2 separate regions of the Homo sapiens genome follow, and region 2 is linked to region 1. The links are chromatin loops, found by intact Hi-C in ENCODE. Cell type or tissue: sigmoid colon. All regions are shown on one strand. Each heading gives the region's core, and the rest is flanking DNA. Links, peaks and the distances in the headings are about the cores only. Region 1 overlaps TMEM220-AS1 (TMEM220 antisense RNA 1). Region 2 overlaps SHISA6 (shisa family member 6).

Region 1 (10,270 bases), core at 1,584-9,583:
CTTCCTCTCTCCTCCCCTCACCTCCCTTCCCTTCCCTTCCCCTTCCTTCCTTCCTTCCTTCCTTCCTTCCTTCCTTCCTTCCTCCCTCCCTTCCTTCCTCCCTCCCTCCCTCGCTTCCTCCCACAGATGGATCCAAGGCACTCATCTAAGCACTAAGGATATAGCAGTGAACGAAACAGACAACTCCCACCTGATGTTCTTGTGTGAAGCTTACCTTCCAGCACCCCTCACTGCCTATGGCTCTGGGGTTAAAAACCAACATTTGAACCTGGTCTGCAAAGCCCTGCGTACTCAGAGCACTGCCCAGCCTGGTCAGCCTCCACTTGTTCCAGCTCACCTTCCTTCTTCACCACTTCACGTGCACACACACACACACACACACACACCCCTGGCCCTGTGGTTACACAGCCTCTTCAGTCCTTCCAAAGGGCAGTGCTTCTGCCCTCCAGAGAGCTTTCAGACACTGCATTTCCTTCTGTCGGGAAGGGTCCCGCTTTGCCTACTTTGTCCTCTTTCCACTCTTAGCCTCCTTACGTAAGCCTGTCACAGGCTCTTAGCAGCTGTCACATCTCCCTTGCAGCACTGACCACAATGGCCATTAAATAATTAACTGTACAATTAGTTGTTTAGTGTCTGTGTAGCCCACAGAACAACAGGCCCATGAGAACAATCTCTCTCTCTGCTTTTGGTTCCTGCTACCTTCCCAGGCTTAGCGGGTTGAACTCGGTGGGTTCTTATTAACTATTGCTACAGGAAAGAGCCAAGGAATAAATGAATTATTTAAATCCTAATAAGCCCCTCCTATCCTTTAGATATTTTTGTTCCCAGTTTATAGATGTAAAAGTAAGGTGCAGGTGCAGGGTGGTTAGGTAACTGGCCCAAGGTCACCCACTTAGTAACAGTGGAGACTGAAGTAGAAATCCAGAGCTTTCTGATTTCAAAGATCAGGCTCTAAACAGCCACGACTCAAGCCCAGTTTGCTTTAAATGATGATGAGAGAATTCTTAACAGAAAGTCAGAAGCATCCTAACTAGAAATTCATGAAAGAATAATTTTATTTTATTAAAAGAATTATTGCAATCAACAAGAGAATGGATAAACAAACTGTGATATAATTACATAATGGAATACCACTAGCAAAAAAGAGAAACAGACTACTAACATGCTGTCGCATCCATGAATTGCAAAAACATGCTGAACCAAAGAAGCCAGACACAGAAGACTACATGCTGTGTGACTCTATGTGAAATTCCAGAAGAGGCAAAAACCATGGATGTGAGAGCCATTAGGTCAGTAGTTGCCTTTGGGGTGAGACAAGGAGTGTCTGGGAAAGAGAATAAGGGAATTTTCTGGGGTGATGATAATGTTCTGTATCTTGATGGAGATTTCAGTAACCTATTTGTGTATGTATTTGTCCAAAGTCAGCATCCATACTCATGAGATATGTTAATTTCTCTCTTTGCAAATTATATCTGGAAAACCAAACAAACTCTTAAACCAATATTGAACTGTAGTTTGTGACATGCATGCTGAAGTGTTTGGGGTGACGCGTACTGACGTCTGTAGCTTGCTTAGAAAATAAGATGGATGCTGGTGGACAGAGGGAGGAATGCATGGACAGACGCGGGGTAAAGCGAGGAGAGTAAAATGGTACATGTAGAGTCTAGTGGGGGGGGGGTGTGGGTGTTCACTGCTCAAAACTTTCCAACTTTACTGTATGTTTGAAAATTTTCATTATAAAATGTCAAAAAAAAGTTCATGACCAGCCTGGCCAACGTGGTGAAATCCCGTCTCTACTAAACATACAAAAATTAGTTGGGCGTGGTGGCAGGTGCCTGTAATCCCAGCTACTTGGGAGGCTGAAGCAGGAGAATCGCTTGAATCTGGCGGGCAGAGGTTGCAGTGAGCCGACATGAAGCCACTGTACTCCAGCCTGGGTGACAGAGTGAGACTTCATCTCAAAAAAAAAAAAAATCAGTCAAAAAAAAATACAGTAAGCTGAAAAAATGCATTTCAAAAGCAGCTAATGTTTATGGTAATCAGTAAACAATCCAAAGATGCATGCTAGAAAATTATTCACCGTTTTTTATTAAAGGGGATGATTGGCAGGGAGAATGTGGAGAAGAGGCCCAGGAGTGGGGTTGGGAGATGCCTAATTCTTGGCAGGATCTGGAAGAAGAGGCAGCTGGTGGGATCTTCTTCAGGGTAGAGAGGTTACAGAATACGAGACTGAGCCTTTGAGGGCAGCCACCTCCTCCCTGAGGCCTCTGGGGTGGCAGTTAGTTCTCAAAGCTTGTTTCATTTATGGTCCAGCACCATAAGTGCTGTTGCTGACATTATTGGCTTGGCAGTGAAATCAAGCCTGCGCCCTTGGGGGCGGTGCGGGGGTCTTGCCCGGATGGTCGATGTGATGGTGTCAATGGCAGAAGGAGGCTGGAGACGTGGGCACTCTAATCTGATCCCCAACATTCACTGGTTATGTGGCCCTGGGTGCATCACTGAACCTCCTCTGGCCTCTGTTGCCTTATCTGTAAAATGAAGACAATAATATTTAGCTTGCAGGGCTGGTATCAGAATTACATATTCTGACATTATCAAGGTCAGCTGTGTGTTGCCAAGTCTGAGGTCAAGCCTCAGTCCCCTGTTGCTCCCTTTATCAGTGGCTTGTGACACAGTTGATCAGGCCCTCTGCCTTGAAACACTTGGTGCTCTCTGCCAGGGGACATCACTCTCTCTTAGGTCTCTCTTAACCTCCCGGGCTACTCTTCCTCAGCCTCCTTTGGTGAATCCTTCTCTGGTGAATCCTCCTCTTCGCCCAAATCACAAGTTGGGCTAACCCCGGGGCCCAGTCCTCAGCCCTCTTTTGGGCTCTCCTTACACCCTGCCCCATTTCCTATGCAGTTTCTGTTCAAACAGGTCCAAAGCCAAATCTTGGATACCCTGCCCACAACCAGCTCCTTTCTTTGTAAGTCTTCTTCTCTTTCTAAATGGCACCATCAGTTCTCCCGGTTGCTCCAGCCACAATCTTGGAAGCATCTTTGACCTATTTTTCTCCTCCATGCTTAATTCAACAACAAATCTCATTGCTTCCACTTTGGAAACATATCTGCAATTGGGCGACTCCTGTCCACCCTCATGGTTAGGAGCCTAACCCAAACCCTAACACCTCGTACCTGGACTGTGGCATCTGCTATCTGCTGCCTAACCAGTCTCTCAGCTTCCACTCTTGTCTCCCTAAACCCTGTTTTCCTCACAGTAACTAGAATTGTCCTTAATGCATAGAATCATGACTCTCCTTCATCTCAAAGCTCTCCAACAGCTTCAGAATAAAATCCATGTCCCCAGGATGCTCCCAGGGCCTGTGACCCCTCTGGACTCATGCCCTCCTTCTGCTCATTCTGCTCCATCACTGCTCACTTCCCAGCTACCCCTCCAACACACCAATGCGCCCCCACCTCACGGCCTCTCCCTGCGCCGTGCCCTCCACTGGATTGCCCTTCCCTTGATATCTAGAAGGCTGAATCTCCCACCGCTTTTAGATTCCTGCTCAAATTGCACCTCATCTTTTTTTTTTCTTTATAAATTACTCTGTCTTGGGTATGTCTTTATTAGCAGCTTGAAAACGGACTAATACACCTGTCCAGGCTACCTTCACAGTGGGTTCACTTATGAAACCCATCGTCTTACATCCATAATAATGGTTTACTCTATTTAGTGTAAATGAGGAAGCTATGTGATAATAGCTGGAATCTTCTGTCTAAGAGGAAGAAAAGAAACCAAAGTAACCATAGCTTATACAGAAGAAATGACAGCACTTAAGAGATGAAGTCCGGAACAAAGTCTGGGTATTAAGCCATAGAACATCCTTATAGGAACTTGGACCTGTCACCTGCAGCAATTTGGTCACAACTCTGCATATGTAATGAGCATGTAAATAAATTCTCCTTTACTCCTGGAGAAGATGTTACTGATCTGCTACCAGCTGAACACATGTTTGTAGTAGGGATGACAGGTTCACCGGATCTATCTCTCCCTAATCTGGTTTCCTTTGTGACCGGTCGCTTGTCTTTCTTTGCAAGGCAGCTGGCCAGGGTTGTAGAAATTGCACCTCATCTTAGAGTCTCTCTCGACTCCTCTATCTGAAATTGCATGCTATTTCAATCTCCTCGTTCTGCTTTTTTTTTTTTTTTTTTTTTTGCTTTCCTTGTTGCTTGGCATGGTGTATTTACTTGCTCATTAAAAAGATTATGTGTCTTCCTACTTGAACGTGAGCCACGTGACAAAAGGGACTTCACATATATTCCTTATTGCTGTATCCGCAACACCTAGGACAGAGCCTGGCGCCCAGTGGTTTGCCAATAAAGGTTTGTAGGATGGACGAGTGAGTAAAAAAAAAATGGCTCGCTTAGTGCCTAGCCTAGAAAATGCACCCACAAAATGATTATTGTATCATAATAATGGTCCTTTATGGAGAAAATGGGCCAAATTAGAGGGGAAGAACTTGATTCTGATCTTAAAGTTAGATCCTGAATGGAAAAATACTTAATCCCTTGGGCAGTTTCATCATTAGTATGAATCAGAGGTTCCTTTTCTGGCATGGAAGATAGATTGTCATTTGATCCAGAAATTACTGCCCAGAACTTTCCTGGCCAATAGTTCTGTTCTCCTGCCTAAATTCCTTCTTCATCTGACTCCAGATTCCCTGTTTCTGCCTAGGGTGCATTCATTCCTCCCTCCCTCCCTCCCTCCCTCCTTCTCTTCCTTCCTTCCTTCCTTCCTCCTTCTTTCTCTTTTTCTTTCTTTTTTTCTCTTTCTTTCTTTCTTTCTTTCTTTCTTTCTTTCTTTCTTTCTTTCTTTCCTTCTTTCTTTCTTTCTTTCTTTCTTTCTTTCTTTCTGTCTTTCTCTCTCTCTCTCTCTTTCTTTTTTGGAATCGGGGTCACACTCTGTCATTCAGGTTTGAGTGTAGTGCTTCTGTCATAACTCACTGCAGCCTCAACCTCCTGGGCTCAAGTGATCCTCCTGCCTCAGCCTCCCAAGCAGCTGGGACTACAGGCACACACCGCCATACCCAGCTAATTTTTAAATTTTTTGTAGAGATGAGGTTTTGCTATGGGGCCTGCGTGCATTTCTTTGAAATGACCCTGAGCATGCTACCACCCAGTGATTCCACCCCTAAGGCATAAAGCTTTCCAGTGGCTGCAATGCAAGACCCTGTCTTAAAAAAAAAAAAAAAAAAAAAAAAAGACAGCGCTGTTACACATTTCAACAGAGCCGTTTAAAAGACATTTATCAGAATTCTGCTGAGCAGGCTTTGAAATTAGTTCTGCTCAGATATTGGAACTTCTTATCTCCGCAGACAAATAGATACAGCCCCGTGTACTGTGGGCAGGAAGTGGGCCTTTGATCTCTGTGGGGAGACCTGCTTTATATATAGCACTTTAAAAAATCGAATTATGTTCTGTGTAAGTTTATTTTGAGGACGTCATACTCTATGGAAACAAGTAGGATTCCTTTATCAGAAAGGAGATTGTAGGTTCTACAATCACAGAACAAATATACGGTGCCTGCTCTGCTGATCATACAGTGACTGTTTGATGAAGTTCAAATACTTGATGGAAAGGAGCAAAACAGAGGAGGATATTGATACACACACACACACACACACACACACACGCACACATAGGCATAGATTGTGGGGAGAGGGAAAGAGAGAAAGGGAGAGAGACAGGGAGGAGGGGAGAGAGGGAAAGGGGGAGAAGGCGAGGAAAAGGGTGGGAGGGAGAGGGAGAGAGACAAAATAACTCTTCAAATTTGAGAGAGATGGAAAGGATTCCAGCTGATGACAGCTACGGGCTTTACTGTATTTTACTTCTGCACCTAGTTGGTGAGCTAGGAGCTAGGGGCAGAGTAAGAGTTATTATTTCCTTCCTTTTATTTTTCTCTTTTTAGCTTCTAGCCTATCTGGGCAGAAAATAATCTGTCACCAGCCTGGCCCAACCAACAAGCAGAGCCCTGAGATGGGCAGGGAGCATTTGGTCCCCTGTGAGTTGTAGGAGGTTACCCTGAAATCTGAGAGGTGACATGGCTTACCAGGATCCCAGAGCGAGTGGAGTGGGGACCCCCCCTGGAATCTTACAGTTCAGACTCTCAACCCCCCTGCTTCTGTCCACACATACACAGGAGATTTTCAAACAACGCTCCTTGAGAGGGAGGAGGGAGGTGCCGAGGCAGCTGTGACTCTCACGCCCATCTTTAATCAGAGCGGCTCCACTCAGACTTAAAAAAAAATGTTAGTTCATGTCTTTTACTGACTCATACACAATTACTTGTCTTCTGGTTTGTTGAAGCAATCAGTCAGACAACAATTTGCCACAGTAATTTCGCTCCAAGTGGCTGGCCATAAACACTCCAGTGCCACAATCATCTGAAGGGCATTTCCAAAGAAGGCAAGTAATTTGGCCATTCTCATCCATTTTCTAGTATTTCAAGTCAGCCAGTTAACCTTCTTTCTCTCCTGCTTTTCTTCTTGGGAGTGGTGTAAGATTTCTTCATTTTGTTAGCACCACCATGAAGTCTTACCACAGGATGAAGAGTAGACTTTTTTTGAAAGTTGTAGTCAGCTGGGCGCGGTGGCTCACGCCTGTAATCCCAGCACTTTGGGAGGCCAAGGCGGGTGGATCACGAGGTCAGGAGTTCGAGACCAGCCTGGCCAAGATGGTGGAACCCAGTCTCTACTACAAATAAAAGAAAATCAGCCGGGCGCGGTGGCTCATGCCTGTAATCCCAGCACTTTGGGAGGCCGAGGTGGGGGATTGCTTGAGCTCAGGAATTCAAGATGAGCCTGGGCAACATGATGAAACCCTGTCTCTACTAAAAATACAAAAATCAGCCAGGCATGGTGGTGTGTGCCTGTAATCCCAGCTACTTGGGAGGCTGAGGTGGGAGCATCACTTGAGCCTAGAAGGTGGAGGTTTCAGTGAGCCAAGATTGTGCCACTGCATTCCAACCTGGGAACCTGGGTGACACAGCAAGACTCTCTCTGAAGAAAGGAAGGAAGGGAGGGAGGGAGGGAGGGGAAAGAGAGAAAGAAAAGAAAGAAGAAAGAAAGAAAGGAAGAAAGAAAGAAAGAAAGAGTCAAAGTACATCCATCTTTTTCTTCCAGTTGCTTTCCAGCAAAGATCCGCCTTTGCTGATCAAGAGGAATTCCTTTCTTATTCTGGGTCTTGGCCTTTACATTTTCTGTCATATCCAAGGGTTCGACCTTGAGGATGACGGTCTTCCCCGTAAAGATTTTTATTAAAAAATCTGTATTTTGGTGGCGGTTCCACTGCAGATGGCAGATTGAAAAGCCAGAATATTTTCTGCATTCAGGATCTTGTAGTAGGTTGACAGAAAAAAAAGAGGTTTGAAAATACAACAAAGGGAAGGTACATTAGAAAGGGTAGTCCACACTAAAAGACTGGGAAAACCTAGTAACTAAGAACACAGATTCTAGAACTGGACTCCGTGGATTCAAATCCCAGCTATGCCTCATATGATTTGCATTTCTTTATCTGTAAAATGGATAGATGGAAGCAGCTGTACCTCCTAGGGTTGAGAGTGTTACATGAGTGGATGTACGTGACACACTTAGAAAATGCACTCAGCAACTGCCTTCTTAGCTTTTAACTCGGGGGTGGGAAACCCAGGTTAGATTAAGCAGCTGTTGCGAATTGCTAATCAGGGGAGAAGTCAAAATTCCCTTCAATAACTAGTTCTGTCACTCCATTCTTTAATATTGATGCTTGGTCAAATTAATAAAGACATTTTATTTGGTTAGCCCCTTTGGTTGGAATGAAGAAAAAATTACTCTGGATAGCTCAAGAAACAAATTAAATAGGATAGGGAACATAGTGATTATTATAAGCATAATGATGGGCAAAAAGAGGAGACAAAAATCTCAGAACAGGATGAGAATGGGTTCTTGAATGCGGGACCCCATGCGATGTGGCTTCTGCAGGTGGAACAGCCACGTCCCCTTTGGTCTTCAGAAGCAGGAGCTGGTGGCTTCTTGCTGGAACAGCCCATCGTCCACTCATTCTCATGCCCCGTTTTGGGACAGTGGGGTGACCACTTTGTTTTAATTGCTTATGTAATTGTCTGCCTTTCCCTATGAGGTGCAGTCTTAGCGTGGGCAGCACCCAGCCAGGCTCACTACTGCTTGTTGGCAGAGCACCTAGCACATGACAGTCACTCCACAAATGGTAGCTGGCTAGATGGTGTATCAGGTAGGATATGGGGAGGCTTCCTCGCTCCCTCTGCTGCTGCTTCTCTTCTGTGCCCTTCTGCCCATCTCCTGCCCGCAGCCTCTCTGCCTCTTCCGCCGCACTCCCATACTGCTAGTCATGGTCAGATTCCCAAGAGAGAGAACATTGCAATGATCTAGCTCCTCTTGCTGCTCTCCTCAGTCACTGATTCATTCTTCCATCCACCTGCCTACGTGTCCACCCATCTCTTCGTATTTTGTTGCTACTGAGTATCTGTTTTCCTTTCCCTTCTCCAGTTCCTCCCATGGGGCTTTGGTGGGATGGACCCCACCCCAGATCTAGCCATTGCACTGGCCACTGGAATGGCTTCAGAGAAAGTCGTGCACCCCAATTTAGGCTAATGAGAGAATAGCTGGTTCTTATCTGGACCATGTGGTGTAAGAACAAGATCTTGTCTGCCTGGGTGTTCTGGGCCAACCCAAGGAGCCACACAAGATAGGATGGAGTGGGAGACAGGTACAGAGAGAGAGGGAAAGGTTGATTAGATACTGGATGACATGGTTTGAGTTACTGGATCAAGTCTCATTTGAAGCTAGAACTATTCCTGAACATCCAAGATTTTTTAGCTATTACATTCCTTTAGCCAGTTTTAATTGGGTTGCTTGCAACCCAAAGGATGCTACCTGACAGGCCATCTAGCCAGCTATCATTTGTGGGGTGACTGCCATGTGCTAGGTACTCTGCCAACAAGCAGTAGTGAGCCTGGCTGGGTGCTGCCCACGCTGAGGCTACGTCTCATAGGAAAAGGCAGATAATTACGTAAGCAATTAAAACAAAGTGGTCACTCCATTGTCCCAAAGCAGAGAGTGGATGATTGGATTGGCTCCATTGTTTTAAAGCCAGTCTTTACATATGTTTATGTGTGCCTATGCACAGGAAAACATTAGAGATGTGATCTGTTGGCTTATTTTACACTTTGCTTTATTTTTGCAGTGAACCTTAATTACTCTAAAATCAAGGGGGGAAATGCTATTAGAATCAAAATGATAAGTATGGTAAGCATTGTGCTGGGAGAGGTACTGGATGCTGTTAGGAGCACTTAGCAGGGACTGGCTTTAGGCAGCTGCATAACTGCAGGGAGCAGTAGAGAAGGTTCAGTGAGGCTCACTTGTGCATAGAGACCTTCCTGCCTCTGCCTGTATAGGCCCACCCTTAGCGAGGCCCTGGGGGTATCGGCTGGTCGGAGAAGCCAGGCACAGGAGCCTGGAGTCCCTGGCCTCTTCTCCAGACTGTCTGGGGCGTTGGCTCCCTGATCTGGCCGGGAGCATTTCCCCAGCTCATTCCTCTGCCTTACGGTGGAGAGCTGGTTACTGGAAGCACAAAGCCCTTTCCTTTCAGGGCTCCAGAAGCTGAACATTAAGAAACCATTGCAAATACAGTAATTGCTCAGAATGAGCATTAATGTCCTATTAAATAGAGGTGGCTGCTGTGGCTGGAATATCTAATTCAGCAGCCATTTCCTGAGAACCATGTTAATGTGATTTGAGCTAATTACCTCCTCTCTGCCTAAGCTCAGTCCAGAAATTACTGAGGCCTCTGCCCTTCAGTCTTTGGAGAAGCACAAGAATCCCTCACTCCCTTTCTCGGCAGGGGAGTTCCGGAGGTTCAGGCAGCAAGCAATCATCAATCAATCAGCGATTGGCCACTCTGTGCTTGACATTGGACTAGGTGCTGAGGAGGTGGGGACACTCATTAAATCTCATTCTGTGCCTTTGAGGCATTTGACATTTGTCTAAGAAGTCAGGACAACCGTGGCTAAGAAATGAAAGAATTGGAGAACATACAGGACAGCATGGACTCTTCATTAGTTCAGTCATTCTTGGTGGTAGAGGGCACACTGGTGGATAACACAGCTCTGGTCCCACAGTCATGGGAGCTTATGTTCTAATGAGACAGACATTGACTAAGCAATTGTGCAGTAGTTGACTAACCACAACAGTAATATGCGTGATGGATTATTACAG
Region 2 (10,270 bases), core at 1,435-9,434, 560 kb after region 1:
CATCCCCTTTCCTTCCATGACCAAGAATGGTTGAATCTTCTGTAGCTCCCATGTCCCTTTCACAAATAAAAGAGCTACTCTTCAGTAATAAAGCATTAGGATGGACCACATTTCTTCATTGTGTCATTGTGACCTCTAGTACATTCTATTCTCTGTCTGGATTTTAATGTTCTCCCCCATAAAATAAAGCAGTTGGATCGGAATAATCATAGCTAATATTTATTGAGAATTACTGGGTGCCAGATGCTATTCTAAGTGATTTACATACATTATATTACATTTAATTGTCCTGAAAGCTCCATCAGAGGTAGATATTACTATTTCTGGTGTTTTTTTTTTCAATGCAGGAACTGAGACACAGAGAATAAGTAACATGCTGTATTCATTTCCTATTAACTGCTAAAACAAATTACCGCAGATTTAAACAACACAAATTTATTCCCTGTGATTAAAACAACACACATTTATTCTTTTACATTTCTGGGCCAGAAGTCCAAAATAGCTTTCACTGGGCTGAAGTCAAGATATGTTAGGGCTGGTTCCTTCTGGAGGCTCTAGGGGAGAATCGATTTCCTTGCCTGTTCCAGCTTCTAGAGGCCATATGCATTCATTGGCTTACGGTCCTTTCCTGCATCTTCAAAGTGCATCACTCCAATCTCTGTTTTCCCCATCCCATCACCTTCTCTCTCTGACTCTGACCAACCTGTGTCCACTTATAAGGATCCCGTGTGGGCCTACCCACACAATCCAGGGTGGTCTCCTCATCTCAAGAACCTTAACTTGATCCCACTTGCAAGGTTCCTTTTGCCATGAAAAGCAACACCTTCAGGTCAGGTGCGGTGGCTCACGTCTGTAATCTCAGCACTTTGGGAGGCTGAGGTGGGCAGATCACGAGGTAAGGAGATCAAGACCATCCTGGCTAACACAGTGAAACCCTATCTCTACTAAAAATACAAAATATTAGCTGGGCGTGGTGGCATGTGCCTGTAGTCCCAGCTACTTGGGAGGCTGAGGCAGGAGAATCGCTTGAACCTGGGAGGTGGAGGTTGCAGTGAGCTGAGATCACGCCACTGCACTCCAGCTTGTGCGACAGAGCAAGACTCCATCTTAAAACAAAAAAAAAAAAAAAAGAAAAACAAGAAAAAAGAAAAAAAGAAAGGCAACACCTTCACAGGTTTAAGGACTGGGATGTGGATATCTTTGGGAGGCATTTTTCTGTTTACCACAATACCCGAAGCATGAGTTCCCAACCAGTGTAGACCTGGGCCCTGGGCACCACTGTGCCGTACTGACTTAGGATGGGCAAACATGGGGCATGCAAGCCACTGCCCTTCTCTTCGTGTCCATGGAGCACTGGCAACTGACTGCAGCCCTCTTTCCTTCAGAATCCGAGTGCATCTTAGAATCCTTCTCAACACTGTTTTCCAGGCAGCCCTGTCAGTTGACCCGAACTGTCAGGCACGATGAAGCCTGTGGGCCATTTTCAGTTTTGATCTCTAAGTTTTCATCTGGGTGTCACATCCAAGACACCCGTGGCACCAGTGAGCTTTTAGAGAGTGAGTTGTGGCAAGCCTGTGTGCCCTTCTTGGGAGAGAATTCCCTTTTTGCCAGTTTAGGACTTTTTTTTCTTTTTCTTTTTTTTTTTTTTTGTAATTCAGTGACTGTGGGTTTAAATATTACCCCTTCATAAGAGATGGCTCTAGGAAAAACAGGCTTCTTATTTCAATTCCCCGGCATACTGGCCAGGAACCTGGCTCTTTGTGAAATGCTAGTTGATAATTTCAGTTTGGGTGGTAGGGAAGGGAGGTGGAGCACATGGGGGAACACAGCCCCACCCTCCCGCCCCATCTGCTTGTGCTTCAAGAACATACTGTAATTGTTCAGCCCTGTATGGGGTGGGGGGAGAGAAAATCACAACATGTTCACACAGAAGAGAAAACAAACAGCCTTTAATACCAGTCAAGGGAAACACGTTTAAAGAGTTTTTTTGCAAGGCCTGAAGCAAAAGAACTTCTCCAGTACAGCTGCGTGGAGTCCCGTGCTCAGCTTCACTGTGGGCCTTCCACGTCTAGCTGTCAGAGCCTCTCTGCCTGTGCTGAGCCCGGTAGCAGACCCCTTTAATGCAGCTGGAACCCTCACTAGTTTTCTTCCTCCCTAACAGCCTATGATGTAGTGGTGGGTACTGGGGTGGGGAGCATTGGACCCTCAAGTTGAAGTTGCACTGTTTATCTCCTGGGTGCGTTGCAGCCCCCAGGACCATTAATTACACATTCTCCAGGCATCAAATTCCCCAGGTGGGTAAATAATTCCATTGCAATAAGGGGATGGTACATTGACCTTTATTTGTCTTTCTAATTTTCCACTTCTTTGGGGGCTCCGGGCTTTGCTAGGGCCTAATGAGCTCTAGTCCAAATGATTGCAGCACTTTGGGTCAGTATCTTCCTAAATTCACTCCTTTGCAAAGGTGCTGACCAGAGAACTGTGATAAAGGCTTTCCCCACTCTGGTCACACCGTGCATGAATGAGTCTTTCTCTTCCAGGCGTCCTTCAGTCAACCTCCTTGCCGTTCCCCTCCTTCCTGCCTCCTCCAGCCAGAGGCAGCTTCCAGAAAACTTCCCACTCTTACTGCATTTCCTATGAACGTTCCTGCAATCTAGGTGTGTCCTTGTGGATCCCCAAGTCAATGTCATGCCGGTAGAAAGGATGGGAATGCAGGTGTGACTCCTTCAAGGAGAGATTTCTCATAAGGGGAAACTGCCAGCTGTAGGGGTCCTCTCCCTTTGCATGGTTTTGGCTTTAGGAGCCTTGTATTCGTCCGTTTTCATACTGCTGATAAAGACATACCAGAGACTGGGAAGAGAAAGAGGTTCAGTTGGACTTACAGTTCCACATGGCTGGGAAGGCCTCAGAATCATGGTGGGAGGCAAAAGGCACTTCTTACATGGCGGCGGCAAGAGAAAATGAGGAAAAAGCAAAAACGGAAACCCCTGATAAACCCACCAGATCTTGTGAGACTTATTCACTATTATGAGAATAGCACAGGAAAGACCGGCCCCCATGATTCAGTTACCTCCCCTCCGGGCCCCTCCCACAACACATGGGAATTCTTGGAGACACAATTCAAATTGAGATTTGGGTGGGGGCACAGCCAAACCATATCAGGCCTAGAGCTTAACTTTAGGCCTCTGTTGGAGTTTTCTGAAAGAATTCAAATTTTGTCAGGCTCAGTTTCCTGACAGCAAAATTTGAGGAGTTGTAGAGAGTGAAATAGACCACAAAATGTTATGCTGGAAGGAACCTCCTAAGTTTGTCCAGTATAAAGTTCTTATTCTGCACATGAGGAATTTGCTCTTAGGTCCAGCAGCCAGAAAGTGGCTGACCTGTGTCCAGAATCCAGGTCCCAGGACATCCAGATCTTTTCTCAGCTCATTTTTTACGTGGTCACCTATGCATCTGCCTGTATTTTATTGCAATAAGGGGATGGTACATCTGGTACATGAACGTGCCAGAAACAGGCAAGCATTTCCTTGCCAGGCCTAAGCTTTTGAAAAGCAAGAGAGAGAGGGAGAGAAGCAGATGTTGAGGAAATAGCCTGAGTGCATTGGTGGCCTCTGGAACATCTGGACCAGTCCAAGCCGTCTTTTGCTTCCAACATTGGAAGTCCTGCTTAGGTCCTAGCAGGAAGATGATTTGTGATCCAACCATTTCACATATAGGGCCAAGAGGGCAGACCCGAAGGGTTGCAGCTCTCAGCAACAGCCCTACCCAGGGACCGAGGTTGCTATAGAAACAATATGGGGGTGGGGGAAAAAGCAGAGAGTCATCCAGGTGGAGAGGAGGGGGGCGTTTGAAATGAGAGGTTTCTAGATGAAACAGACTTCCTGCAGGTTCTGCTGGAGTTTCATTGAAGGCTGATGGCTTTGTCATTTCCCATCAAGCTGGGCTGTAGCATGGGGTGTGGAGGGCTCCTGGGAAAGAAAGACGTCTGACTGAGTAGTGTGATGACGCCCCCAACCCAGTGCAGTGCAGTGCAGTGAGCAGCCTATGTGCTTGTATGATTGTGTGATACATACACAATTGTGATTACCTGTGTGTGTGTACGTATCAGTGTGTGATTTTGTGTGTGATTACCAGTGTAGTTATGTTTGAGTGTGTGTGCTTGTGTGGTTTTGTGTGTGTGTGTGTGTAAGATTCAGTGTGATTGTGAGTGTGGTTGTGTGATTGTGGTTGTGAGTATGTGTGTGGTTTTATGTGCAGTTGTATGGTTGTGTGTATAGTTGTGAATGTATGTGATTGGTTATGTGTGGTCGTGAGTATGGTTGTGTGTGGTGTTTTGTGCATGATTCTGAGTGTGGTTGTGTGTGTGATTGTGTCTGGTTGTGAGCATGTGTGTGTGGTTTTGTGTGCAGTTGTATGGCTGTATGTGTGGTTGTGTGTGAATATATGTGATCACTTGTGTGTGACTGTGAGCATGGTTGAGTGTGTGATTGTGTGGTTGTGTGTATGTGAGAGTGTGATCTTCTCTGATGCTGCCATGAGGTGACGGGATTTTTTACCTGTAGGAGAGCCACACAGAAAAAGGCCACATGCAGAAGGCTGAGCCTGGGGAGCCATCTCCAGCATACAGAGGACAAGGGAGCCATCAGGCCTGGTGCTCTCAAGCCCCCAGTCCCAGTTGGCCATGCGTGTCACTCAAAGACCCTTCTCTGCCCTCAATACCTGCAGCACAAAAGGTCATAATAAAAGCTCGTTGTAAGGATGACTCCTCAGAGGAGTGTGCTGAGTTGGGGGTAAATGTGGGGATGGGGACATGCCATCCCTGCTTCTGTGTTTCCTCCAGTTGTGTTTCTAGGGTGGGCCTGAGGTGGGTACAGCAGTGGAAGGGCAGGTGCCCGAGAAGAGGCCATGTTTCCAGCGTGCCAAAAGCTGCAGGGCCTGACCGGCTCCATATCCAGGAGCAGATGTGAGGATCCCCAGGCCTCACTGTTTCTGCACAGACGAATGGAGCAGAAGGCCATATCAGGAAGGCCTTCTAGGATAGAAGCCCTTTCCTGGGAAGCTTTGGGTAGTTTGCACCTTTCCTGGTGAGCGATAGGGTCCCCAGTGGGTAACGAGGGCCTGACTGGCCAAGAGGCCCCTTTGCTCTAGGGGAGCTGCCCTGCTCCAGTGAGAGGGGCCCTGGAGGGGTCAGTGCCTGGAGTTGGACGAAGGCACTGGGGAGGTGGCCGGGTGGCAGTGTGAAGTGGTGCGAACAGGAAGATGTGAGCTTCACGAGCAGAGGGAGGATGATCACACAGCATCTCACGTCCTAGGCTCAAGATCTACCTTTTCCTCCTACAGCTTTGATCTCAACACCTGCAGTCAAAAGATGACGGCCCCTGCTTGAGCCTTGCTCTGTGAGGTGGGGAGGAATGATGCCTGGGATGCCTGGTACTGGGATGCAATGGGGAGAAGCCAGCAGAGAGAAGCAAAGGGCGGGTGGGTGCTGGGAGGTAGGAGAAAGGGTATTTTGCCAGCAGCATTTTGAGCTGATTGGAGAGGAAGTGAGGAGTGGGCACAGGTTGGGGAGGCATCAGAAGACGAGATGAGTGGGGACCACAGCACCCTTTAGGGCTATGCTTCAGTGATGATGCCAAGGAAGGAGTGCCAGTGAGGTGTGGAGGAGAAGAGAGAAGATCCCAAAATAACTCTGGGAACTTTCCAGGGACACTTCAAGCCGGAGTGTAGGGAAACTCAGCCCTGAGACTTGCCAGAACTGTTCCCGGTAGGAGCTGGGGATGAGGGCTCGGTGCCAGGCAGGTCTCACTGCGCTTGGCCACTTGTAAGAGACCTCTTCCTGCTGGGCTTCTGGGTGGCTGGTTGGTCAAAGAGGACCAAAGAGAAGCAGAAGCAGTGCTGTGATAGTTCCTCAGACCGCATGTTTCGATGCACAGCTTTGTTGTTCCGATTTTTATGTGGTTCAAAGAGTCCTTCCACAGTTACAAGACTAGATGTCACATTGACCTGTGGTGTTGGGGCTTTTGAGGCACTTCTTCATGCGTCACATCTCATCCCTGGTGAAGCATAGCACCTGCTGGTGGTGTGCCCTTGGGCGAGTTCTGGAACAACTTTTGTGCCTCCTTTTCCTCTTACAAAAAGCAGGGCTCCTAAGATCAACTCATTAGGGGTATACTGTTTACACTGAATAAGCAAGCATTCATGAAGCACCTAGGACATTGTCAGCATTCCATAAAACTAGCTACTTCATGGATCTTTGTACAACCCTTTTAACCATGAAGTCATCTTTATAGTCAACAAGTAAGAAAACCAAGATTCAATGAATTTAAATAAATTTCTGAGATCAATAAGCAATGCACAGGAAGAGGGGGAGCAAAGCTAATGGAAACAAATTGCAACGTGTCCTGGAGAGCCCCTGAAATGGCGGGAGAAGGGCCCGAGTTCAGGTTGCATTGTCTGTGTCGCCTCACAGACTGCTGCACAGCAGGCTGGATTGACTGATGAAGCCCGCTTGGGATGACACACTCAACTGCTGTGACAGAGATTCAAACATGCATCAAGAAATCGGAAGTTTCTCTCTTTTGTAACAGTCTTTGAGTTTGGTGTTGCGGGTGGCTCTGCCATTCCCTAGGCCCAGAACCCGGAACATTTTCTTTGTGGTCCAAGCTGGACCACAACAGTCTGTGCTCAGCCCTCAGGGCATGACAGAGAGTGGAGGAGACAGGCCCACCCTGCCCCGAGCCTCCACCTGCGTGTAGCACCATCACGTCTGCTTATGTCTCGGAGCGGAGGCCAACAGCTAGGGAGGCTGGGAGATGGGGTGGACTGTCCAGCTGATGGCCAGGCTCTGATTTTATTACCACAGAGAAAGGGAGAAGGCATTATTTGTGGGCAGTTAGTGGTCTTCACTGTCATAGTCAGCGCCTCTGAACACCAGATGCCTGTGCGTACCCTTCTTCTTACAAACAGGACATCTGCCACCGTGCCCCAAAGCAAACAACCCCACCAAACCTCATCAGCTATGAAGACCTGAAAAAATAGCTCATTTTACTGAATGCTGACAGTGTACTAAGTGTTTTATAAATTGTTGCTTATTCACTGCAAACCATATACCACTAATTAGGTTGATCTTACCTAGGTCTGAGTTCAGGATCCCTGGATCTTAAGCAATTCTCCTCTCATGAGGTCTGGATTCCCGATCCAGAGGTTGAAAAAGGAAAGTAAGTGATCTCAGCCTTCCCCCACCACAAGCCTTCATCCATCTCCCCAAGACCTCCCCATACAGGATGCAATGGTGGAGCAGAGCCGAACAATTCACAAGAACAGTTTCCATTGAGAAAAGAGAAGGAGGGCCACAGAGCTGGGCCACAGCAATGATGGGCTTCTGCTGGGTAGAAATTGCCTTGAGAGTGGAGGAGGTTTCTGATTGAGACCCTGGTTCCGCTCTCTGGGAAGCATGCCCTTGTTTATGGCCATGATATACTGTGTCCACTGTATTCATCCTTGGGGTCTTCGTTTGTGTCCTCTGTGACTGCACCTGAGTGGGCATTGGTGAGCCCGCCCTTTGGAGTCTGAAAACTTCGTTACTTGCTTATTTTTTGGATGTGATAAGGGCTGTGGTGGCTTTAGGCACAGAACAGTCACAGGTTTTTTCAGGCCCAGTCCAGTCCTTCTTTGGCAATAAATTCCCACAGATGACTTAATAGGCTTCTGGTCTACTTGCTTCCTGTCAGTTCCATGTTCCAGCAACTGCACTTAGTATTCTTTCCTAGACATCGCTCTTAAATCTGCTTTATCCTTTGCTTCTTTGACCTATCCCCATCTCCTTTATTTCCATGGTGACTTGTCCCATCCAAAACCAGCCGTAGGAGTTGGTGGAAAGGGAAGGCAACATCCTTAAGTTGATCTTTGCCTAAAAGATGCCTCTGAAAGAAGGCTTTGAAGAAAGCAGTGTATCTCCTGATGTTCAGAATATGGAAGCAGATGGCATTTCAAGCCCTGTTTCTCGCAACCCCCCAGTGGAAAAATTTTATTTCTTCTATATCTCTTTGCAAAATAACCTTTAAGACAGTGCCATATATTTATTTATTTATTTTTGTTTGTTTGTTTTCTTTTTTTTTCTTTTTTTCTTTTTTTTTTATTATACTTTAAGTTTTAGGGATATATTTAGTACTCTGTTGTCTGTACCAGTTAGAGTCTAAGTTGCTCTACTCAAGAGATCTCCAAATGCAGTGGCTCTATTGAGATAACTGTTGCTTACACAACTATCTGAGTTTCAGGTTGACAATGAGCTCTGCTCCATGCATTAGCTTGGGGAGCTAGGTTTCTTCCATATTGTTCGCCTGCCTTCATTAAGTCATTGTCCGTGTCTGCATAGCCAAAGCTGGGTTCCAGTGTCAATTCTCCAGCTTATCGGAAGAGGAAAGCAAGAGGAAGGAAGCAGGTCCATCATCTCTCAGCTTTCAGCCCAGACGTGGCTCACAGTACTCTTATTCATCTTTCTTAGTTGAGCTCATAGGCACATAGCCACACCTAACAGCAAGGGAGGCTGGGGAATGGAGTGTGTGTCTGGCCACCTGTGTGTCAGGTTATTGTTCTCCTACCATGGAAGACGGGGAGAATGGATTGGGATGGACATTGAGCAGTGTGCATCATTCATGCTGTTTGCATAAAGTCTATGCTCTCATGAAGTTTACCTTGACTTGAGGTAAACAAATATTCCAATTCATAGTATAACTTCACATAATGGTACATGCTATGGAGAAAAATAATGTGAGTAAAGGGATATTGAATAACGAAAATTGTTACATAGATAGGATTGGAGGACCCTTAGAAATGCCAGCCCAGCCTTTCATTTTACAGATGAGAATGTTGAAGGTAGAATAACTAAGAAGTGTTTAGTATCAACAAGCAAATGAAAGGAGTGTACTAGAAAAAAGGCAGTTTCTTCCGGTGCCTCCAAATAATACAGCGGAGTTTGGTGTCTGAGCTGTTGTCCTGATGGTCTGACTTTGGTGGGGTAAGGAAGTGGGCACTAGGGAGGTTGATGCCCAGGTCACCAAAATCTATCATGGAAGGGCAGGGTTAGGGGGCCTTTAGAAATGCTGGCCCAATCTCTGATTTTATAGGTGAGAAACCTGCAGTCCAGAGGGACGAACCATCTGCCCTGAATTTCCTTAGTGTTTTGGCTTTTTCACAATTTCTGTTCAGGAAGATGGCCATGTAACAGGCAGAAATGCCAGGGTGGAGAAGGCACAGCTAAAGAAGCAAACTGCCAGAATTCCATCAGGGTGATCCCAGCTCCCTAAACACACAAACATCTGCCTCTGCCCAACCCTTCCTCCTAACCTCATATGTGCACAGGAATGCAGCAAATTAACCTCCTGGAAATGGCAGGAGCGTGGTTTTCTCCCTTCTGCATCCAAGGATACCAACGGAGCTTTCTCTTTTCCCCTCTACCAAAGGCCACAGTATCTCAGACTTCCCAGTACAATTTCCAGAGTGCTTTATTAAATAACTCACTAAACACCCCAGATACTGTGATCGGCTACGTTCGCTAAGCCCTCCTCATTTCACAAGCTGATCCAAAAAGCAATCAAGTTTGTCCAGCATGATTTGTTCTTTAATAAAGAAACTCTGCGATCTCACAGCTGATCTTTGCCCAGGGCTCAGGCTGCAACCAATACTTGAGTTCTGTTGGGTAAGTATCCACAGGGGAATCTCTCCATGCTCGGTGGCTGCGATGCAGGCAACAGCTGTAAAGAAAATGCTTTGTTATGTAAAGGGAAGAACAGGCAACCTTTCAGAGTCAGACTGGAAGGCACAGTGGCAAATTAGTTCGGTAAACCTGTAGGCTCTCAGTTTCATACTTTCACCAGATACTAAACTTCCAAAGATTGGGCACTGCCAGTGGAGCACGAATCATCCACGTGGCTTTTTAAATTTTTTTTGAGACAGGGTCTTGCTCTGTCACCCAGGCTGGAATGCAGTGGCACCATTATAGCTCACTGCAGCCCCAAACTCCTAGGCTCAAGCAATCCTCCTCCCTCAGCCTCCCGAGTAGCTGGGACTACAAGTGCATGCCACCATGCTTAGCCAATTTAAAAAATGATTTTAGAGATGGGGTCTTGCTATGCTGCCCAGGCTGGTCTTGAACTCCTAGACTCCAAGGATCCTTCTGCCTCAGCCTCCCAAGTAGCTGGAATTACAGGCTCAAGCCAACACGCCCCACTCCACATGAAGCAAGTGTTTGCTGGCAGAAGTTATACAGAAC

Evidence for each region. A loop is a pair of places that touch in the nucleus more often than their neighbours do. Peaks named below come from ENCODE experiments on the same cell type or tissue, not always from the same donor. Only the 100,000 strongest peaks of a DNase experiment are listed, where the experiment ranks them.
Region 2: a loop joins it to region 1, with 4 times the contacts of the local background. A loop is called at or near these places in 1 of 110 quality-filtered maps.

The regions. Positions count from the first base shown.
Region 1 is chr17:10,739,196-10,749,465 of GRCh38, forward strand. The region is part of intron 1 of TMEM220-AS1 (TMEM220 antisense RNA 1); the gene reads left to right. Among named protein-coding and RNA genes, the nearest start is that of TMEM220, 14 kb to the left of the region's middle. RefSeq lists an enhancer at 9,463-10,012. In sigmoid colon, for the core only: no CTCF peak of the experiment used is centred there; no DNase peak of the experiment used is centred there.
Region 2 is chr17:11,299,036-11,309,305 of GRCh38, forward strand. The region is part of intron 2 of SHISA6 (shisa family member 6); the gene reads left to right. LOC124903929 (a long non-coding RNA gene) reads right to left here. Exons shown (of 2, transcript XR_007065623.1): 2 at 9,486-9,752. Among named protein-coding and RNA genes, the nearest start is that of SHISA6, 63 kb to the left of the region's middle. In sigmoid colon, for the core only: no CTCF peak of the experiment used is centred there; a DNase peak (open chromatin) is centred at 5,796.